Linked DNA regions of Mus musculus: regions 2, 3 and 4 are each linked to region 1. The links are chromatin loops, found by intact Hi-C in ENCODE. Cell type or tissue: left cerebral cortex. All regions are shown on one strand. Each heading gives the region's core, and the rest is flanking DNA. Links, peaks and the distances in the headings are about the cores only.

Region 1 (3,709 bases), core at 452-2,951:
GGGTCAAGTGCCGAATGCCATGTCAGTTTTATATTGAGTGACCTCATGGTGTGAAGAATTGAGTGGGTGTCAGCTCTGTTGCTGTGCAGGGACCCTGGGTGCCCCAGGATCAGCACAGAGTCCTCATCGTCCTGTGGATGCCCGACCTGCCAGCACATGTCCAGAGTGGGGGAGGAAATCATGAAACTCCCAGCTCCAGTAATTCCACCCCTGGGAATTCTCTCTGAGCAAGCAAGGCAAAAAGGACGCAGGGAGAAAAAGCCTCAGGCGAGAATATACGGGTGGAAGCACTTTTTAGCATTGATTACGGAAAATGTCAACTCCACACAAAAGTAGAGAGACAGGAATAACGAATGTGTGCCAGCCGCAGCTTGGAGGCAGCATCCACAGCCGGTGTGCCTCCACCCCCAACACTCCCGTACACACGATCCGTGTGGCAAGTGAGCCTCATACGTCATCGGACCATTTTATCATAAATATTTCAATTTGTGTCTCTGGCAGATAAGGAGTTTAAGACATCTAATCTCAGTATCATCACGCTCAACAGAATTAATAATTCTTTAATATCGTTTAATTCTCAGCCTGTGTGCGAATTCCCAGATGTCTCCAGTGATCTCTTTGGAGTTAGTTCAGCAGCGGCAGCAACCGTCGGAATGCAAACAAGGATTTGCGGTTGTTGCTGCTGCATTTCTTTTAGACCTCTTCTTCCAGATCAGCTTTCTTTCCCTTCTTCCCTTTCCCCTCATGGAAACATTTTAAAATAATGTCCTCAAAATGGAAAACAATCTCACATGTCCAATGCCAAGGACCACTTAGGCAGCGTATGGTCCCTTGGCCTGGGGAGCCCCAGCGTCCTGCTGTCCCTGGCTAAATATAACCACAAGCAGCTGGCCGTGGGCTGCCTGGAACGGCTCTGGCCTGGCCTGGCTGCCCGCCACCCGAGGTGCCTGGCCTGCTGGCTTGGCTGTGCCCTCGGCTGCCCTCCTTGGGATCTGGCAAGCCACTCATGGCATGTCAGACCTGGCCCTGAAACTCCAGCCAGGCAGCTGTGCCCAGCAGCTGGAGCAGAGCCCACCAAGCTCCCCTGATGACAGCACTCAAGTGTTAAATCATCAGCCAGGAGACCATTGAGCTCTACGTGGGGGGAGAGAAAGATCACTTGGAACTGTACATGGCTCTATGTGGGGGTAGAGAAAGATGATGCAGGACTGTACACAGCTCTACGTGGGGGGTAGGGAAAGATCACCCAGGACTGCCCACACTGGCACCTAAGAGCATATGTGTGGGAGTATCATAGGAGAAACAGAAATGTCCATCAAGCAAACAATAAGACAGATTCCTGAGAGAAAGCCAGTAGTCACTGTAAGGAGCTAGGAGAAAGTTGAGCACGTGTGATTTTTTTTTTTTCCTGGATTGCTTTCAGATGTAGCTATGGCTAAAGCAAACCTCTTCATCCCTTGTTTATCCATCATCCATTCTAGCTGGATCCACCTGTTGGAGAAAAGGAGTGGCTACTGTTTGTTATTCACTGGGTTGCTATAGGAACACTCTCCTTCCAGAAGAAATGGGGAGGTACCAGCAGGAGGGGAGGTGTGGACTGTCACTGCTACCCCAGCGTGGGCTTCCTCTGCCTTTCTTCCTCTAACCACAGGAGGTGGCTGGCTGGCAAGGAAGGAGGTTGACAAGCACCCTCGGGTGTCTTCAAAACTGTGAGCATTTCACGATATGCTGTCATTATTATTCAGGTGTGGTGAGAGCCACAGGTCAGAGGACTGCCACTGAAGGAAAGATGGCCGTGCCCCACTTTTCCTTCACAGCATTAGGGCCACAAAAGAAGGACAGGGCTGCACCAGGTAGGTAGGGGGTGGGGCATGTGGATATGCAGGGCTGTGGCACCTGCAGAAAGGACAGGGAGGGGATGAGCAGGGATGGGCAAGGGGCTAGTAGAACAGGGGCCATCTCTGCCTGATGATTTCGGACACTGGGTTATTCAGGTGGTGGGAATCCAGGAACCCAGTGGAGGAAGTGCTGGGTGTAAGAGTGTAGATGAGGTGGTCTATGTAGGAAAGCTGTGGCCCTGTGTGTTGTTTCTAAACTCTGGCTACACTGAAGAGAGCCTTCTTCTCTCTGGCGATAGTAAAGCTCCTGGTATCAAAGAATATGACTAAGAAAGAACGCTCTCCTTATCTCAGTCCATCTGTCTAATCAGCAATTGCTAAGGCACAGCTTCCACATGGAAACCTGTTCCTTCCATTGCCTCCGGCTTTCACCCAATAAATACCCTAATCCCCCTTGAATGACGCTGTTCCTTGTCTTCACACACCCCCACTCATCCACCCTACCTGACCTCTGCCCAGAAAAGACCTCTTTTCCAAAAATTGTTGACACATAGTCTCTTGCTCCTCATGATTTCTGCAGGGTGGCTGACCCATGCTGCACATAGCCCCAAACGAGGTTGATTGCTTCCTTTGTGTGATTAGAACTCAAAGAGCAAGAAATGATGGTAAAGATCCATAGAGATGGGGAGAACTAAGAAAAGGGGGGGGGAAGGGTTTTCTGCCTTCGACGAGGGGCAAGGGTTGTGTGAGTACAGGAGAGAGCAGAGCCCATTGGCATTAGGTTGTTTCCATAGCAGCAAGAGTTAAGGCACTCCAATGAAAGATGGGGAAAGTGAGCATGAAGGGTAGTCAGGAGCTCACAAGTCCTCCAATGGTAAGAAATTTAGCGGTTTTATGTGGGCATAGTATACATTATTTTTTTTTTTTTTTTAGTTTTAGTGAATCATATGAGTGTCTTAGTTACCCTTCTACTGCTGTGATAAGACACCATGACCATGGCAACTTATAGAAGGAGCGTTTATTAGGTGTTGGCTTATAGTTTTAAAGGATGAGTCCATGGTAGGGCACATAGGAGCAAGCAGGCAGATGTGAGATGTGGCACTGGAGTAGCTGACACATCTCCAAAAAGCCACACCTCCCAATCCCTTTCAAACAGTTCCACCAACTGGGAACCAAGCATTCAAGTACATGAATCTATAGGAGACATTCTCATACAAAACAAAACAAAACAAAACAACCCACATACGAGTTAGGGTTGTAAAGACTCGTTTTTATATCTATGGAGCCTCTGCTCTGAGCCTGGCACCTCACTCACCCTGAGAAACTCGGGGTATAAAACTAATAGAGAAGCATGCTCCGAGGGATAAGCCAACAGCCACAGAGCTAGGGAGGGGCGGGCTGAAGCTTGGCCTGAAATCCTGCATGTCCCAGAATTCCCAGATAATAAGGAGATATCTTACACAACAAGTGGGCCAGCAGCCCCCACCCAGGAGCTGGATCCCATCTGTCTGGTCCCCATTACTCTTCAGGCCATGAGTAGTATGTGGGTGTGTAAGGGCAGGTCTAGCCATCTGAACCTTGTTGTGTGAATGGCCAGCCTGGTCCTAATGGCCTGTGTGCTGACCCCACCCAACCTGCAGTGAGCTCCCTCCCCTCATCTCCTCCCACACCTGCCATCAGCCTGGAAATGATTGCTGTAATTACAGCCTTGTCTTCCCAAGGTCTTGTTTGCAGAAGACCATTCTCTCCAGGGAACAGGGAATAGCTACAGTACCCTCCCTTCTTATGCTCCAAGGCCACCAGGAGGTGCACTGCCGGGCTTGGGAAAGGTTCTCGGGAAGGTAAAGGGCACGTTTGAAAGTTCAAAACAT
Region 2 (3,709 bases), core at 667-3,166, 99 kb after region 1:
AGCCTGACCTCTGACCCAGCCTCTCACGGTTTGACCCTAGAAGATCTGGACAGGCGCAGTGGGCAAGACTGTGGGATGGCCCTGTGTTCACTGGCCACCAGCCCCAACTCAGGTGGCAGCCCTGGAGAAGACACTGGTATGCAGGGCCACATCCACATTGCTGTCTTCCATACCATCTGAGGAGCACTTGGAGACTATACCCCAAGACTCAGGCTGTGATGGGACCTAGCTGAGAGAACAGCAACAACTTAGTGTCAGCCTCCCCTAAGCCTCCAACGGCCCCTGTGAGCTGAGCTTACCATCCACCTAGTATAGCATACCAGGCCCAGAGCCCAGCATTGCTCACTGACCCCTGTAATACCCTTGGGTGACTGCAGCAGACTGAGGGCAGACATGGCTGAATGGAGCCTAGCAAATCCTCCTGCCTGCTCCACTAACCCAACACTGTCTTCCCAGCTCAGTCCAGCAGCCACATCCTGGATGGAAGACCTGCTTGGGCCTCCGGTGTAGCTTCCACCTCACCTAGCCTCCTGTATCCTATCCAAGCCCAGCAGCACATCTTCTAATTATAGATTCTAGAACTCATAGGCCAGGCTGAGTGGGACCCTTGGGGCACACAGGGTCAAGCTGAATTAATCCCACCAGACACTTATACCTCAGACCCTGCTAAGAGGAGGTCACAGAGTCTTTGGGGTCTATTGGTTCAGGGATCAGCAGCCCTGAAAGGTCTAACTATTTCCTTGTTTCTCAGCAGCCCAAGGCATGCCTGGGAGACACTGCAAACACTGTGGAGTGGAACCAGTGTCCCTGCCTAAGGGCTCCTGATTATGCCTTCACTCCAGGACCAACCTGGAAGTAGTCAAGACAAGGGGATGTTTTCGGACTCTGGTCAGCTCCTAGTCATCTGACCCACAGCCCTCTCCCTCATGCAGACAAGTCTACTTCCCTAGTGGGAACTCAAGGTCATCCTAGGGCTTAGCGAGGGAGAGAAGCCAAGAGTAAGATCCACCAGACCACTGGGAAGGCCACTCTCCACCCCTACAGCAAGGTCAGAATGTGGAACTACTAGGACATGCCAGGTTCCCGGACTGTCAGCGTGAGCTCTGATGACCAGGTTTCTGTGAGGTTCCTTCTAGGGCCTAGCACCCCATGCCGGCTGCCTATCTCACGACCTGTTCCGCAAGCCCCCGAGTACAGGGTGGCAAGGTGAGCGCTTACAGGTCTTTCTGCATCTTCGAGCCAGTATTCTGGGCACAGAAAAGGATCTTGGGTTAGAACGTCTGAATCTGCATGAGGTCCCCCAGAGCCAGAGGCAGGGAGATGGGGTGTGCTGCCTGCCACTGTATATGCTATGTCTATTGCTATATAACACTGGTGACCTTCCATACAAAGCTGCAACTAAAGAAGAGTATGCACACATGGGATCAACTCGTTCTCCAAAAGTCCCTTCCCTGACGCTAGCCCTGTGCAGACAAACCAGGCTCTATGCTGCCCATCCCACCCAGAATACTATGGCTGCTTGGGTATGAGAACCTGAGTAGGTTACCACTCCAGGGGGAGTCCTCTGTTAATAAAACTTCCTAGAGGCGATGGGCTACTCAGAGCAGGATTAGAGGGACACCAGAGAAGAAACCTGGACTGCCTTGGCTTCAGGAACCACCAACAGGGGTCTCCCCTGCCTTCTACTAGCATACTGCTGTCTCCAGGGCACTGCACAGGCCTCTGGAAGTGGCCTCAGGCCAGCCCTGGCCAGGTCCCAAGGCCCCTGACTTGGCTCCTTACTTCCTACCCTAGATACTGTGATCCAGTTCTCCAACTGCTACCCTCCTAGAAACACCCCCTCACCCCCACTGTGTCCCGGCTCCACCCACTGTCACAGCTCCCCTCACCATTAGGTTCAGGGTCTTGTATTTTACTGCCACCTTGTCTAGTAGACATGAGACCAGGAAGCAGCAGAATGGTGGGAGGGTATAGGAAGGAGGGACAGAGGAGGGCAGCTCATGGGGCCCCACTCACATATGACCTTCTGCCAAGTTTTTCAGATAAGTCCAGTCTGGCTGCAGCTCCCACAGACCCAAGTAACAGAATTCACGGCTTCCCCTTCCCAAACTCAGCATAGTATTCATAATGAAATGAATGGGTCCTGACTTAGGTCCTGCTCCACACCAACATGGACCCTAGGACCCTGTCCCCACTTCCCATCCTGTATGCCCAGGATGTCATAGGTTCCAGGAGAAGTGGCTTTCCACTCATACAGTCAGACACAGCAGCAATTACCATGTGGAGCTTCAGAAACCCCCACAGCACCACTGGTAACTTCCCTCCCTGTCTGGGAAAAGAACTATTATGAAACGTGCTGCTCAGGCTGCCCTGGCACAAGCTATTACAGGGCCTCTGTCTCCTAAGGACTACAAAGGACACCCATGGCCACCAGCAAATGGTCCCAGTTTGGCCTCAGGCTATGACATTCAGGAAGATGTCTCCACCTTAGTCACACCTCATAGTATACAACTGGCACCCTAGGCACCCATGGGTATTGTTGGGTGATACCCTGAGGCTCACTGGTACTTCTGAAGCCTTCAGGCTACTTATCCAGCCTTACCTCAGACATGTTGACTCGGCCTTCCAGAAAGGCGCAGTCAGCCGCATTGTTGGTGCAAACATGGCGGTATTTGCACCAATGGCAGGGGAAGGAGCCGTTGACACATGCCAGGCAGCTGCAGGGAGAAATGAGACAGTTAGGCCTAGGGAGTTTCAGCTTGTGCTTCCACCACGAGGACCTAATGTGCTGCTTCTCCTTGAAGTGTCGTCACCTCAGGGCCTTTGCAATGGCTGCCCCTGGCTGAGAGAAGGTCACCAGACCTGCTGCCTGCTGCCCAGGCCTCATTGAGAATGGTCTTACCTCCTCTGACTCTCTTCCTCTTCAACCCAGTACTAGTCACTACAGTGACCCCTGGTCCCCATGACAGAACCAGACTGTACTTGCAAGTACACCAGAAGCATGTGTCACACGCTCCACTTCAATGGGCTCAGGCTGGTGCACGTGGGGAGTGGCTCCCTTAACTGCTCAGATCTCAGTCCTCCTCCGCCTGTCCTATCCAAACCTGTTCTACTTAGGTAGGAGCTGTTCAGTGTGCATCTCATAATCCTGGGGGCTTGCAAAGAGACAGCCTCATGGCCTCCAGAATACACCTCCCTGCCCTATAGGACAGCCCTACCAGTTCTGGTCACCTTGCTCCTGAAGACAGCTCCAAGAAAACTGTGGAGTGTCTCAATAAATGAAAGCAAGATTGAAAAGCCAGCCAACCCCATGTCCTAGGCCAAGCCTGATATGATTGTCTCTGAAATCCCCACCCTTGCCCTGGTCTTCTAAGGACCCTCTCTTGACCAGTAATGAACCTTAATATGTCCCCAGCTTCCTTATATCTGAAGCTAGGCGCTCACAGCTAAGATGGGAAGAAGCAAACAATGTTGCCCCTGCCCAACTCCCTGTGCCACCCAGAAGCCCCAAGAACCAAGCAGAAGCCAATGCCTAGGTGTCCTACTGTGCAGCAACTATTTCCAGGCCCAGAATCAGCACACACTGAGTTGTCATGTCTGGGTTTCACAATGGCCCAGATCAATGTCTCCCTTGGAGGCCCTGGTCCCACTCTGCTGGCCAGCAGGGCTTCTCATAGGTCATATCTCTCCCACCCAGTTCCTAAAACAG
Region 3 (3,709 bases), core at 685-3,184, 120 kb after region 1:
TAGTCTCCCCTGGGGTCCCACACTCCCGGTCCAGGTGCTCCAAGAGATGTGGCTTTGTCCACCACATCTTGTCTGGTTCCAAACCCAAGAACACATTCCTCAGCCAACACTGACCACACACCCCAAGCCTCCACCCATGCTGTCCTCTGTGCCTTTAGACACCTTCGGTGGGCTCCAAGCTGCCACCTCCCCTCTGCCTGACAGCCTAGCCCTGAAGCAGAGTCCCTGTTTTGCACCTCTGCCTAGGGCACTGGCTGAGTGCTTCCCCGACCCAGCAGACTCTTGGCCAGCCTAATGCAGCACTACCTCCTCCTGCTCACCCCCAACAAGCAATGGAGCTGGAAAACTGGGGGTGCTCTAGGAGGGCTGGAGAAGCACAGGATAGCACCACCCTGATGGGACTGAAGACCCGCAGCACCTGCTGGAAGAGGTAGGTAGCACCAGGAGCCAGAGCCAGAGGTAGGAGCCTGGCAGAGGGGCAGAGGCTCAGTTCGTTCCCATCCCCCCCCAACACACCCCTTTCTTTCAAGGGGCGTGGCCCCAGCACCCCACCGATGAGACTGAGAGGGCTCCGGCCACCTAGTAGCCTCTCTGAAGCCCTCTTGTATCCTTCCAGGGCAGCACCTGGGATCTCTGCAGGCAGAGGGGGCCTCCCAGGAATCTACACTCGCCCTTCCCTACAGCAGCCAGAGTCAGCCCATCACCGCCGCCGTCCTCGCCGTACACCAGGCCTGGGACCGTCCAGGAAGCAAGAGGGGAATCCTCCGGGGAAGGAATGACCCGTGGAGGCCCTGCGCAGGGGGAGGCCGAGGAGGCCCGAGCCGGCGTCCTCTCCGGTGGCACCGCACCGCCCCTTGCAGCCGGGTGGAGGGCCTGCGGGCCTGGGCTGGCTGCGGCGCCCACTCGCGCGCCGGAGCCGGAGGGGGCGGGGGTCCCCACGAAGCCTTGCAACTTCCACCCCACTGCCTCAGGCCGGCCCGAGGCGCAGCCAGGGACCTGCCCCGAATCCCGCGGCCCTGCCCGGGCCTGCCCAGCGCGGCGCTCGCCTGCGGCCCACGTCCCCACCCGCGGCCCGGTCCGACCCGGCGCAACACGGGCCGACATGGGCACCCGCAGGGCCCTTCCCGCGGGGCCACTGCAAACTTTCTCTCCTGCCTGGAGGAAGGGACCGCGACTGCGGCCACAGACATTGCGCCCCCCCGGATCGTAGGGCCCCGGACGTGCTGCGACCCGCCGGGACGCGGCAGCCCATAGCGGAGACCGCGCCCGGACACACGCGGGCGCCCGGCCGGAACCGCAGGACACGCCAGCCGCGGACACGCGCGCCGCAGTCCCCGCGCACACCCCCCTGGCCGCCGCCAGCGCCCCCCGGCCACTCGGGACCCCGGGCCGCGACGAGCCTCCCGCCGCCCGCGGGGAAAGTTGCGCCCCGACTCACCCGCCAACCCCGGGCGCGTCCCGCCGCTGGCCATCGTTGCGCCCCGCCGCTCGCCCCTCTGCGGGGCCGCCCACGCCGCGCAGGCCGCCCAGGCCGAGGCCGCCGCGCCCGGGCTCCGCTCCGCTGCGTGGCTGCGTCGCCGCTGCCCAGCATGAATGGGGCGCTGAGCTCCGCGCGGCTGCGGACCGGCCTCGCTCTCGCCGCCCCGCGGAGCGCCGTGCCGCGCGCATGCGCCGGCCGAAGCCGGGGGGCGGGGCCGGGGGCGGGGGCGGGGGCGGGGCGGGACCCGCGATGGCCTGCAGGGGGCGCTCGGCCCCGCGGCGAGAGCGCGCGCGGCGGGCCCCACCGCTTGCCTTCAAAGGGCGATGGCCACCTCAGCCTTAAAACTCTGGACTGGGGTGGGGGTGGGTGAGGTGGTCCGGGTGGTCCCAGGAGTCGATGCACTCTTTAAGGAGCACAGGCTGGAAGTACAGCTTTCGTGCACGGAAGGGTAAACTGAGTCCGGAGGAAGCACTTGCCCTGGTCCTATTGCTCATCTCTGCCTGCGCAACGATCGCTTAGGTGGGACCGGCACTGCACCCCGCAGGCCCCAGGAGGTGGCGCGTGCCGGGATGCCTAAGCTCAGAGGACGACTGTCCTGTCCGGTACGCGGTCCTGCAGCGGGGCGTGTTAGAACTACCCCAGCAGGATAGAGACCTCGCCGGGTCGATCGCGGGCGCGGGGCTGGCCTGCAGAGCTGGATTGCGCCAGGTCTCGGTCGGGTAGAGAACCTTTCTCAATAAGGTCACCCAGTGCAAGGCATCCAGACCAAAGCAGGCAGCTGTGCGCAGAACAGAACAGAGCAGTCAGAAAAGGTGGTCGTGGGAGGGGCGAAGGCTGACTGGGCACAGCCTGGGGGACCCAGTGCAGCTCATTCGGTAAGGACCATTGTCCGTACTCGTCTCCCAAGCAGTCATCACCCTCTTTCCCTGTGCTCATCCTTGCCTGGTTTTTCTTTGGGTGTGACCGTTTACATTTTGTCTCCCTGAATGACATATTCTTTTGTGTAGCTTGTTTGAGGATGCTATAGAAATGGTGTCCCGCCTTCCTCTCTGATAGGAATGCAGGGTCCTGTGGTCAGTCTTTGCTCTCACTGTGTGGCACAGGCTATTCTGGATAGTTAACCCTCTCTTCTGCTACTGGACTGGAGCCCCCTGCTCTAGACCTTGGTCTTTAGCTTCAACAGACGATGCAAACTTGGTTTTCCCCCAAGTGAAACCCCACCCCTCCACGTGATGGAGAAGTGTCAGCAACAGTGGGAAAGGTAATGGTTTGATTTTGCCAGGCTGAAAGTTGGTGCTGGTTCTTTTTGCTTCTGAATGGCGGTGAGACCCTTCTTCCACAGTTACACTTACCGTCGGACTCCACAGGCACTACATACTGAATGTACAAATCTCTGCTGTGCTGTACAAACCGGGTAGACAGACTGCGCAGGCCCTGTGACCTGCCCAAGCTCCCTCGCTGGTTGGTGGCAGAGCCTGGAGTCTGGCCCAGAGGTGCAGTTCAAACTGTGGGCTTCCTAGTTGCACACCTGTCTGCTTCCAATAGTTGGCTCTGCTTTCCAGTCCACAGCCTTACCTGCCTCACAGATTTGGTAATCCACTTGCAACGCTTTGGGGAGGTTACAGGCAGACTGGGGTTGTGCCTGTCCAGCTGTTCCCTGAGTTGCCTCTGCTCCTTAGCTTCAGAGGCTGACTGCCTCTGCTCACACCTGCCTTTGCCAACCTGTCTTCTGAAGTACAGCTAGGCAGGTGCTCAAGGCTCTTCCTGTTTTGTGACCCACACACAGCGGATAGGTATCCAGAATACATGAAGAACGCCAAAGAATCTACACAAACACGGCTACCATCCCACAGGAGGGGATAGGTGACCTCCGAAAACCTTTTTCTGGAGGAAATCCAGCTAGGGGCTATTGCTTTGGATCAGTTAGTAGTTCCACTGATCCCTCTCAGCTGCACTGTGCCTCCACTGATGTCTCAGCTCTTTTTTATGTGGTCTTATTGAGTCCCGAGAAGCAGCAGAAGAAGAAAGCCTGTGACCATAGAAGAGCTGGAATTGAACCTGGGCCTGCAGCTTTGGCTTGACCACATTGCAGAGAAAGGAAGTGAGTCAGCACAGCTGCTGTGACTGCTGCTGCCAGGGCTCCTCCCTCTGCGTTTCCCCCTTGGGGGTCACTTCCCTGCAGGAACTGGAAAGGAGAGGAGTAGTCCCAGGAGCAAGGTTCTGGTCAAG
Region 4 (3,709 bases), core at 741-3,240, 79 kb before region 1:
TTTTACACACACTGGAGCCCCACTGAACTTCCCAGCTTCCCAACAGAAGTGAGAAGTGCTTGCCTTGTTGGAATAGGCTCAGCACCATGGTTATACCCTATTCTGTGCTTTGCTCTCAGATAGTCCAGGATGAGGCAAATGGGGATCTCATTGGAAATTCTCACTATAAACCTTTGGCCAGCTGATAACATCTGCCAAGAAGAACCTAGCAGCTGGCAGGACCATATTGACTGGGGCAGGGATGCAAGATGGGACACAAAAACTGTGGATTACTTGACTTGGGGGAATGTAGGATAGCCACAGAGACTATGGCCTCCATGAAGATGGTTGAGCCTTCATAAAGAACAGGAGTCAATTGGCGAAGTTACAGCTCTTGCTGTCCATCAGTTGGCCCCGTGTGGCTAGGGCCTCTGCGGGAACAACAAAGCACCTGTCACTCAAGTGCCAGGGTGGCTTCTTGAAGACCCTTATCCTGAACAGGGGAACAGTGGCTGATGGCTGCGGTGTCCCAGGAGTGGTGCTTTCTTCCAAGAGCTACAACAAAAGGCATGTGTTGCTGTGTGCTCAACGGGAAGCCCTGGGATAGAGAAGACTGTGATCTGCGCTCCACCCCCTCAGCTGGCAGGATTCTCAGGAATATTCCCAGGCTGTTGGAGCCAGTAGGCAGAGACTTTGAGGGGTCTGAAGTCACGCATAATCCCCTCTGTAAGCGAGACCACTCCAGTGAGACAGGACTCCTGGGAGTTCAGACTGCCCACTCAGTGCTGGGCCCACATGACGCTGTCCACAAAAGCAATGCAGTGAACGGAGAGCTAGAAAGAACAGTAAAGTCTCATTTTGTTTCCTCATGGGAGAAGAAGGTGCTGATGTCATGGAGCAGGGACAGCAGATGAAAGAAGTCCCTGGGGCCTGGATTATGGCACTGTGGTGTAAGCTTGCCTAGCATGCATGGGGCCCTGGATTCCATCTCCTGCCCTGAATAAGGACAATAACACTATTGAGAAAATGCTGGGGGTGGAAATGTGGAGCTTTGAAGACCTGAGCAGCAGGAGACAGAGAATTAATGAGCCAGGAGATGAGGCTGAGCTGTTGCTTAGAAGGCAAGAGGAAAGGGCAGTTAAGAGGTATGAAGACCAGAGCCCCCACATCTGGATGCTGGAGTCTCAAGGGAAGACAGAAAAATCCTCAGAGAAACAGTACCCAAACACTTGGTGACCTACATTTGCCAGAATTAAAGTCACTTTAAAGATTAAGACATTGAAAAGAAGAGGGAAAGCAAACACCCACCATCTGGACCCACAAGGAGATGTAACACTTTCCAACAGAAGGAAACTTCCAAAGATTCCTAGTAGGGAAGTTCCGAGCAGCAGGGATGCTCTACCCAGGGCAGGCAAGGCTTCCTGGTCTTGCAGCTCTCTACCCTGCTCTCCTGGATGGTCACAGGAACACAGAGGGACAGAAGAGAAGCTGGTGGGCACCATGTGGCAATGCTAAGCTACATGGAACTGCCCACAGTATGAACCAGCAGGTGTAATACCCCAGAGACCCTGACCAAGTGTCACATGTCAGGAGAACTGTCCCATCTGAGCAATCAAGTTCACTGAGCACACCAGTTCTTGGTAGGTTGCTGAGAAGGACGCCTGCTCTCCCTCCTTCAGCTCTGAGCATCCTCAGAGCCACCCTGGGTCATATCTTACAGGTCCGATCTGTGTGGGTCTGAAGCTTCTTTCACTGTTTGGAGCACTAACTATCTTGCACTTCATGATGATCTAATGAAGCCGAAAGTTGAGGCGTCGCGAGGCTCCAGTTCTGACCTGGTGGAGGTGCTGTGCTTGTGTCTTCTGCTAAATGAGGCAGGGATCCAGGATCTCATCTGTAGGAGAGACAGCAAAGGAAAAGGGCAGCATAAGATCCCCAGTAATTACATCATCCTGGGCAGCATGCTGAGGAAGCTTGTAGTATGCAAAAGTGCAAAAAACAAATGAGAGAAAGAGAGAAAGAGAGAGAGAGAGCGCCTCTTATTTTCTAGCTAGGGGACTAGGAAATGGGCAGCCCAATAAAGTAGAAAACCTGCAGATAATTATTAATAATGCCAGCCAAATACCACAGAAAACTGATTTCAGTCCATAGGCAGAGAGAACCCAGACCCCACCCTTGCCTGGTTCTAAAGAAGTACTGGGATGTTTGAGAAGGCTGAGTATGTTGCTGGAAGCCACTAGGAAAGCCTAGGAGGTTTCCACATCACTATGCCCCTCCCCAATCCTGTCAGAAATGCCTTGGGAGCAAGCCAAAGCTTCATCATCATCATTCAGAAGATGCCATCTGGGGAACAGAGCAGGGTACCCATCCTTCTCTGCTATATTCATGGAAGCTGGTGAGGAGGCGGAATCTCACACTCTTCTCCAAAATGCCCTGCTCAGCAGGCTGAGAATGCAGACCTTGATCACCTCTGAGAAGTCACTGCTCCCTTCTCACCACATCTGGAACCAGAGGAGCCCAGGGAAAATCAGGTTTAAATACAACCAGAGTTTCATAACACAATCCCCAAAGGTGCACCAAGCCACAAAGACCGCCTGGAACTGAGAATCCAGGGAATTTCAATGTAAATAAAACGACAGCCAACAGAAGCCTGTGCTGAGCCGAAGTCAAGGTCAGAATCACCTTCAGGGGTCCCCTTCAGAACCGGGATGCAGCTCAGCTGCACGAGAGAAGGGCCCTACGTTCCATTGCCAGCACCCCTTAATTAAACAAGTAACAAACCCAGGAAGGATTCTTCAATGAACAGTTCAGAATGTTCTTGAAATAAAATAGAAAACCTTGGCAAAGGAAAAAAAAATACAGCCATCAGTGAACACTTAAATAGTTTGCTGCATATGTCTATCGGGCGGGGCCGGGAGCACACATCCGTGCACACAGGAGCACCAGGAGCTTGCAGCAGTCTTGTCTCTTTCCACCATGTGGGTCCTCAGGCTACACAGCAAGTGCTTTAAAGTGCTGAGCCAGCTCACCAAGTCCAAATGGACACATTAGAACGGAAAACCACAGTATTGGAAATTTTACAGCTCAAATAGCTAAACAGCTCAACAGCTAAATGAAGAAAACTTATTGCCCAGCCTGAACACTGAGCGAACCTTTGGGATTTGTGGATCTCTAAGTAGACTGTCTGTTGGGAGAGTGGGCAAGCAAAAGGAGCCAAAGGGGTTTCTCAAACTCCACCGAAGACTTAAGGGACCCTTGCCAGCTTAAGCATGGTAAACATGGCTCTATCAAGCTCTGCCTTTCTCCCATATTTCCTCTGTTTTGCTAGGGTGTCAGGGAACCTGTTAGATTATATTCCTAAAGTTCACCACCAAGGTCTGGCCACTTCCTCCTCCTTAGGCTGACTACCAAGGTCCAGCAATCAAAAGGCCCTTTGGCTCACCCAGGTAACACCCCCAATTAAAGTTAAACACCTCCTCTTAACACTTACCTTTATAAACCACCATTTTCCTACGGACCACATCTGTCTCCTCTATCTCCAGAGGCAGTCACTTGTCCTCCAAGACAAGTATCCCTTGGCCCTCTCCCTTGTTCTCTTCACCCTTCTCCCACACCCTCTATCTCTGTCTCTGTCTCTTATTCCCTGCTGTTTGTCCCTTTGGGGCCTCCTGGCTAACACAGTCCATGGATGGGAGCTTCCAGTGAGTGGTAGAAGTAGCCAACTGCCATG

What was found. Hi-C counts contacts between places; a loop is a spot of excess contacts. Peaks named below come from ENCODE experiments on the same cell type or tissue, not always from the same donor. Only the 100,000 strongest peaks of a DNase experiment are listed, where the experiment ranks them.
Region 2: a loop joins it to region 1, with 2.0 times the contacts of the local background. A loop is called at or near these places in 6 of 42 quality-filtered maps.
Region 3: it touches region 1 in a loop (2.5-fold over the local background); 4 of 42 quality-filtered maps call a loop at or near these places.
Region 4: it touches region 1 in a loop (2.4-fold over the local background); 2 of 42 quality-filtered maps call a loop at or near these places.

The regions. Positions count from the first base shown.
Region 1 is chr6:89,238,752-89,242,460 of GRCm38, forward strand. No RefSeq gene overlaps it. Among named protein-coding and RNA genes, the nearest start is that of Gm839, 24 kb to the left of the region's middle. RefSeq lists an enhancer at 2,594-3,709. In left cerebral cortex, for the core only: a CTCF peak has its summit at 1,663; DNase peaks (open chromatin) are centred at 904 and 1,579; H3K27ac peaks cover 617 bases.
Region 2 is chr6:89,337,921-89,341,629 of GRCm38, forward strand. It overlaps Plxna1 (plexin A1), which reads right to left. Exons shown (of 32, transcript NM_008881.2): 9 at 2,603-2,717. Among named protein-coding and RNA genes, the nearest start is that of Gm40415, 22 kb to the right of the region's middle. In left cerebral cortex, for the core only: a CTCF peak has its summit at 1,658; a DNase peak (open chromatin) is centred at 1,742.
Region 3 is chr6:89,360,969-89,364,677 of GRCm38, forward strand. It overlaps Plxna1 (plexin A1), which reads right to left and starts at 1,645. Exons shown (of 32, transcript NM_008881.2): 1 at 1,439-1,645. Gm40415 reads left to right here and starts at 387. Exons shown (of 2, transcript XM_017321867.2): 1 at 387-430; 2 at 617-1,623. The coding sequence starts at 776. The coding sequence ends at 1,210. In left cerebral cortex, for the core only: CTCF peaks have their summits at 1,799 and 2,000; DNase peaks (open chromatin) are centred at 812, 1,605, 2,106 and 2,951; H3K4me3 peaks cover 1,746 bases; H3K27ac peaks cover 1,443 bases.
Region 4 is chr6:89,159,626-89,163,334 of GRCm38, forward strand. No RefSeq gene overlaps it. Among named protein-coding and RNA genes, the nearest start is that of Gm1965, 20 kb to the left of the region's middle. In left cerebral cortex, for the core only: a CTCF peak has its summit at 1,803; DNase peaks (open chromatin) are centred at 1,304, 2,326 and 2,893.